Regions from separate parts of the Homo sapiens genome. Here region 2 is linked to region 1. Evidence: chromatin contacts called from ENCODE Hi-C or POLR2A ChIA-PET data. All regions are on one chromosome and are shown on one strand. The core of a region is the stretch at or near the end of the contact, and the rest is flanking DNA. Distances in the headings are between cores, read along the strand shown. Region 1 holds the start of FENDRR (FOXF1 adjacent non-coding developmental regulatory RNA). Region 2 overlaps LINC02181 (long intergenic non-protein coding RNA 2181).

Evidence for each region. A loop is a pair of places that touch in the nucleus more often than their neighbours do. ChIA-PET counts read pairs that join two places held with the same protein, here RNA polymerase II (POLR2A). Pooled maps may share reads with other maps.
Region 2: a pooled map shows a loop between it and region 1 (5-fold over the local background). The contact joins the enhancer-like site here to the promoter of FENDRR in region 1. A Hi-C loop is called at or near these places in 3 of 37 single-sample maps with no recorded cell type and 5 of 50 pooled maps. POLR2A ChIA-PET finds 5 or more read pairs at or near these places in 1 of 52 experiments (K562).

The regions. Positions count from the first base shown.
Region 1 is chr16:86,507,084-86,510,319 of GRCh38, forward strand. It overlaps FENDRR (FOXF1 adjacent non-coding developmental regulatory RNA), which reads right to left and starts at 1,777. Exons shown (of 4, transcript NR_033925.1): 1 at 1,572-1,777.
Region 2 is chr16:87,061,346-87,064,539 of GRCh38, forward strand. LINC02181 (long intergenic non-protein coding RNA 2181) reads left to right here. Exons shown (of 3, transcript NR_126008.1): 3 at 1,407-2,646. Among named protein-coding and RNA genes, the nearest start is that of LINC02181, 5.2 kb to the left of the region's middle. Within about 2 kb of position 1,491, at least 4 of the 41 ENCODE cell types and tissues checked have a DNase peak (open chromatin) inside an H3K27ac peak, as active enhancers do.

The sequences.
Region 1 (3,236 bases), core at 527-3,026:
CTCTCAGGGACATTGTAAGAGCTGAGAATGAAGTCTCTGAGCATGAAGGAAAGCCCTTCTTGCTACGGCTGTGGTTTTCCCCAGAATTCAGGGGGTCCCCTCCAAATTACAGAGCTGGGAGCTCATTCGCCTCCTCTCTCACGCCCCCACTTCTACACACACCCAGCAGTAGAGATGAGCAGTTGGGGAGAGCCTCCATCTTTGGCCTTCCTGAGACTCCCAGGCCTACTGGGCCGGCTCTTTCGCTGGGCTCCGTGACTGGCTGTTCTGTAAGGTCTGGTTTGCTATCAGAGCCGGTGAAAGGGCAGAAAGAAGGGTGGAAAGGAGGGAAAAATGGATCTCCGGGTTAGCCAACGATGGGACCTGCGGCTTCCCTTCCCCAACTGAAGAGGGCCCAGGAGTGAAGGAGTCTGCTGGGAAAGGGCTCCCCAACTTCATGCTCTAGGGACCCGCTCACTTTGAAGGCGCCCCATGAGTGGGGGAGGGGCGAGGGGAAGGGAGATGCTATTTCCACTTTCAGCGAGCCGCAGCGTGCGCCCTGCACCCCTAGCTGGCTTAAGAGCTGTGCAGCCTTCTCTGCTCACCTCTGCTAAGGGCCAGATGTGCTCTGGCAGTCGGCAGTAGCGACCCCTTCCTGGGAACAGAACTTTCCTCCGGAGGCCAGGGTCTCCTCATCTGCAACTGCCATTTGCCACACACACACACACAAAAGTTGGGAGAGAATGTGAGAATGCTTGTGTTCGTGGACGCGTGCGCACGTATGGAGCGGCGGTACCTATGATTATTTGCGCGTGGCGCCTGGCTATGCGTGGGCGAACGCGCAGTGGAGAACATGTGGGCGTGCATGAAGTGTGCACTTAAACCAAAGTGTGCCCTCCCCGTTGGGCAGGCCTGTGTGTTGGTCCAAGGGTTGGGAGCGCCTGAGCTGTGTGAGGGTCGCTGGGAAGGGTGTTTGAGGCCGTGGGCGGTGCGGAGCGTGTCTGTGTGCGCGGAGGCTGAGCTGGTTGTGTGAAGTGGTAGCGGGTCTGCCAGAGAGCGTTTACCTGCGTGAATGCACAACCACACACTACGGGTCACGTCCCACACTCATTCTTTCCCTAGGCGGGCCAGGCTGTCTGCACGCGGAGACCCAGAGAGGCCAGCGGAAGGGCAGCGCGGGAAGGCGGCTCTCTTCTCCCGCGAGCGCAGATCTGGCGGAGGAGGCGGCGACTGCCCGGCAGGCTGCGCCGGCGAGCCCCCCAGCTCCTCTCACCGACGTGCCAGGCGCCCCGAAGGCGACAGGCGTCTCCCGCCGAAAATGAAGGCGTCCGAGCCAGGAAGGTGGGGGCGGGTAGTTAGCGGGAGACAAGGAGTCCGGAGAAAACCGAGAGGCGGGTAGGCTTTGAACGCGCCGCGCCGCGGGCCGTGCTGCGAGCCCGGCACACGCCTCTCGCCCCAGCTCGCGCTGGGGCTTGGCCTCTAGGCTCTTCGCGATGACCCGCGAAAACACCCCTCGCCCCCCTCTTCTCAACTCGGAACCCTGGAGGGAGAGGCCGCGCCCGGCCAGCAGTCGCTGCGAGAGCAGCACTCACCTGGGTCTGTGCGCGCCGCGATGCGCCGGGGCTCCTGCGCTGTCCTGCGCTCCGCTCTCGGCACCACCTTTCGTGGCTCCACCGCCCCCAGCCCGCACCCGAGCGCTGAGGTGGCAAGGGCAGGTCTGCGTGCGAGCCCCCTGCGGGCTGGCAGCCAGGTGCGCGAGGGCCGCCCTTGCCGGCGCTCCCAGCCCGCGCTGTCTGCTCTCAGGAACCTGGCCTGGCGCGCAGTGTCAGAGGCCCCGCGGCGGCGGCAGGCCGAGCCCACAGGGGCATTAGGCCAACTCCCCCCTCCCGCCCTGCGCACGCGGAATTCTCTATTATTATTATTAAAGAATCCCCCAGAACTTGTTTACGTTAAACCCTGTAAACTTCCTGCCAGGGCCTTTGCCATCTCTCGGGAAATCGGAACCTGCGCTTTGAAAACGGGGCCGCGGGGCCAAATAGGCGGGTTTTCAGTGTGTGTTGGGGGTGGGGGAGGGCAACTGAACTACGTGTGAGTTCAGATCCGAGCGTGGCGTGTGTACGCGTGAGTGGGAGTGAGTGCGAACTTAAGCTCCTGTGGGCCTTAAGCTTCCGTGTCAACGAGTGCATTAGTGGGTGCGCACATGCCTGAGCGCCCTCTGCATATGAGTGTGCACACACGCATGGGTGTGTTTACACGTCTGTTTGCGTAATTTACCGGGTTTGCATGTGCATCAAGACATGTATGTGTGTGCTAATGTGTGGACAAGAGCGCGAGGGTGTGCGCGCACGGGTGAGTGACTGAGCACGCCGCTTATTCAGGGGCCTGTGCGGTCTGGGTCGCCTCTGGGCCAGCGGGTTCTCACTCGCCCCCGTCAGGCCCGCGGCGCCCGAGACAAAGCGGCCGCGACTCGTGCTGCGCTTTCGTTTTCCGCCTGCGCTCTGCCCCGGCGGCTGCCCGCCCGCTCGCAAGCTGCTGGGCGAGTCCGAAAAATCCCGGGAGCGGCGCAGTTCTTCCCGGGGCGGGGAGAGTGGGTAGGCGGTCCCTCGCGGGAACTTAGCCGGCCGGCCGCGAGGACCGGAGTCGAGCCGGCTGTGCCTGCGATGGTCACGACCGGGAGGCCGCCGCACTTGCGATTTGCTACAGGGCTGTGCGCGTCGGGGAAGGCCCCGGCCCAGGGAGCGTTTCCCGCCGCGCCGCCCGGGCGGGGAAGGCGGGGTCCAGCGCGCACCGGGGCTGAACCGCGGGCGGAGGGCGCATTAACACTTGCTCGCCAGGTTGGTGGAGGCGGGGCGGATTCTGCTGGCGGCCGCGGGGCGGCGAGAGTGGGGGCTCTTTAAGCGCCCACCAACGCGGGGGCCCGAGGGGGGCAGGGACGGAGGGAGGGAACTCCGGGAGGGTCTTAGGCCGACCCGCGAGACGCAGCCGAGCGGAGATGGAGTGAAGGCTGCCTCGCCCGGAATCTCGGAGCCGAGCGCCGCGGGCGGCGGGGACTCAGGGCTGCTCCCGGCTGGGGCGCACGGCCGTAAGACCTGGAGGTGGTGCCTCCCCCCAAAAAATACCGGCGGGGGTAGCTTCCTCACGGCCTTCGCCCGGGCTGCCCTCGGCCTCAGCTCGGCTCCTTTCCTTGTGGGAGGGCGAGAAAGAAAGAGGGAGGAGAGAGGTGGGGGAGGCGGGAGTTGGAGAGAGAGGGGCTCTGA
Region 2 (3,194 bases), core at 241-2,740, 550 kb after region 1:
ATACCTATCGAATAGCTCTCTCTGTTCTGCTAAGGAAGCAAAGTAAAGTACTTGGGACATAGAAGTTCATATTTTCTCCATATCATTTTACAAAGGTTCACTGATGCAAACGTGGTTCAATAAACAATGTTTATTTTTTATGGGTTAGTATCTTGCTCAAGAAAATTAGAACTAAGTTTCAGGAAGATTTATTTACATTTTGACTATTGTTCACTGGCCACTGCCACTCAATACTTAAATGACTTTCTCCCCAAAGGGCAAAATCTTTAAAGCAGAACAGAATTTATTTAAACAGCTGGTTTTTTGCACAATCATTTTATTAATACATAGGCTCGAGTTATGAATAGTGAGTGACTTGCACAATTTTTAAATTCATACAACTATAAAACTAACATGTCATTCAATTAAATTTTTAAAGAACTGTACAAGATTAATTACTACCAGGCTCGATGAAGTCATTGTCCTAAGCTACATTTACATATTTCTAAGTCTTTAAGTAGTATTTCAAACTGGAGGCAAATGAATACTGCTTCATTTTTTTTTTCCAGAATAAAGGATAACATCATTCTTAGGAAAAGGAATAAATCTTTTTGTTGCTGTTGTTGAATGCCAGTTTGTTTACAATACTTGTCAACATGCACACTACTTCTTTTTAAATTAAAAAAAGATATCGCAAATCATTACTTAAAACATAGTAAGAAATCACGTCATCCCATGAAGAGTCTAAACATTGAAATTATTCAAAATTGTTTTAAAATTATTTTAATTTTAATATCAAATATGTTGAAGAGTGATAAGCACCATCCTTAGTTGAGATTCTCTGTAGCAAGAGATGGGGATAGAAAAATGTTTGTTTTTAAAATAAACTAGAAACTTTTCTGAGTGGGGAAGAGGAGAAGATTACCCTGGAATCACTCAAGGGAGGTGGAGGTTTAACGCGTCTAAGAAGCTGGTTTACCATTTTAGCAGGTGCTGATGTAGTGAAATACAATGTCCAGGGTGCGTATTCACGCCACCACTGCATGAAAAGGAAAACGCTTTTTGAGAAGGCGAGACTACCATTATCTATACCTGCCTGGTTTCATTTGACCATTTTTACGCACATAACATTTCATATAACATAAAATGTACGTTCTTCATGATTACTCTAGGAGAAAGGTGAGGATCTTTTATTTTTTTAAATATGGGCAACTGATAAAATATTGAAATAGCTACTACGTTATTCCATTTTTATCTCAAACATTTCCAGGAAGTATTTCTTTAAACTCTAGCTGGGCACTATCTCAGACTGTTTGAGGAGGGTGAGCTATTTGTTAATTAACATTTGGCTTAAATACTATAAATGCTCTTTGATAGATTAGCACATTTCAGGAGAGGCCTCAAAAAGTTTTTCTTCTTGGGTTTAGAGCCCGATGGATACACCCTGGGAGAGGCGACGGGGTGGCCCCTGTGACTTCGGGCTGCGACGCGGTGTCGTCCCCACCCCCACCCCCCTCACTCTAGAAGTCACAGCGCCATCTACTGGACAGCGGACAAACCTCCCCACCCAGGGACGGGCTTCTCTGTTTAAGGCCATCCAAACTAGAAAGCTTAAAAATGCGTTTAAGAGGTAGAATACCATAGTTTACGGAACAGAAGAACAAGAACAAAACTCTCTAATCAAAATCACAGGGACCTGGAAATATTGGTCTATAGCAATTTGGTTTTTGGGGGTTTTGTTGTTGTTGTTGTTGTTTCGGGGGCGGGGAGGGAGTTGGTTTTGGTTTTTTGGTTGGTTTTTGTTTTTGTTTTTGTTTTGAGACGGTCTCACTCTGTCATTCAGGCTGGAGTGCAGTAGTGCGATCTCCACTCAATGCAGTCTGGACCTTCTGGGCTCAAGCGACCCTCCTGCCTCAGCCTCCCGAGCAGCTGGGAACACAGGCGCACACCACCACGCCCGGCTAATTTTTAAATTTTTTGTAGAGACAGGGCATTGCTATGTTTCCCAGGCTGGTCTCAAACTCCTGAGCTCAAGCGATCCTCCCGCCTCGGCCTCTCAAAGTGCTGGGATTACAGGCAGGAGCCACCACGCCTGGCCTATAGCAATTTTGAAAACTGGCTCAAGCCCATTCCTCTATCCCCTGACATAACCCCCCAAAGAGAAGACTTTTTAAAAAGGTAAGAAAACTGTTTTTTTTTCATTTTTAAGAGTTTTATATTAGCTATAAATTTCTGGAGTAAAGATTTGGTTCCACCTAGTCAGCTCCCACATTTTTCTCCCCATCATCCTTGGGGCTAAGGTGTAGGAGAGCTGGGTAGAGACACACACACTCACACACACGCGCACACACACGCACACACAGACACACACGTGCGCACACACACGCACCCAGACACACGCGCGCGCACATACACGCACACACATGCACCCAGACACGCACACACGCGCACACAGACACGCACACGCATGCACACACACAAAAACACTCCTTGTGATGGAGCTCTTTAATCCTCCTGGACCCTGAACGCTTTGGTGAACACAAGCGTACAAAACTAGGATAACCCAAATATTATTCTGAATTCTTTTTTTCAGTCGTTTAAGCAAAACAACTTTCATTTTTAAAGTTTATGTGATTTTTCCTTATAAATATCATCACATTCCACGATACATCTGTCCGATGTCGATTTCTGGACTTTCTTACGCAAATAACCATCCTGCCTTCCTCCTCCTTTTCCCTCCTAACTGATCATTAGATTTGCCTTGAAATTCCAGTATTAATTGCTTTATCTTGGAAATGAAAGGCAGGGTATTCTTTTCACAGAGAACTCTATAGTTTCATAATTTCCTACACTACTTGGACTAGTTTCGTGGAAAGGAAAGGAGTCAACTGTGGCCTAGCACATTAACATATGTTTTCTTTGCAGTCCTCTCAATAATTTGACAAGACGTGCAGAAGATTTTAAAAAGGCAACTTATATTAACAAATAAAAATTACAATTAAATTTACTGAGTATTACAATTCACCCATTTTAAGAGAGAAATTTTTTTAACTGAATCTGATTTTTCTTTATTACACATCATTAAAAAAAATGTGTCCTAGGACCCTAAAATCAGGCTTGCTATTGTGTTACAGGCACACTTTACTTCATTTCGGGTGTGTGTGCATGTGTGTACCAAAGTATTTAAATTTTGTAAGTTAATTTCTCACTCAATA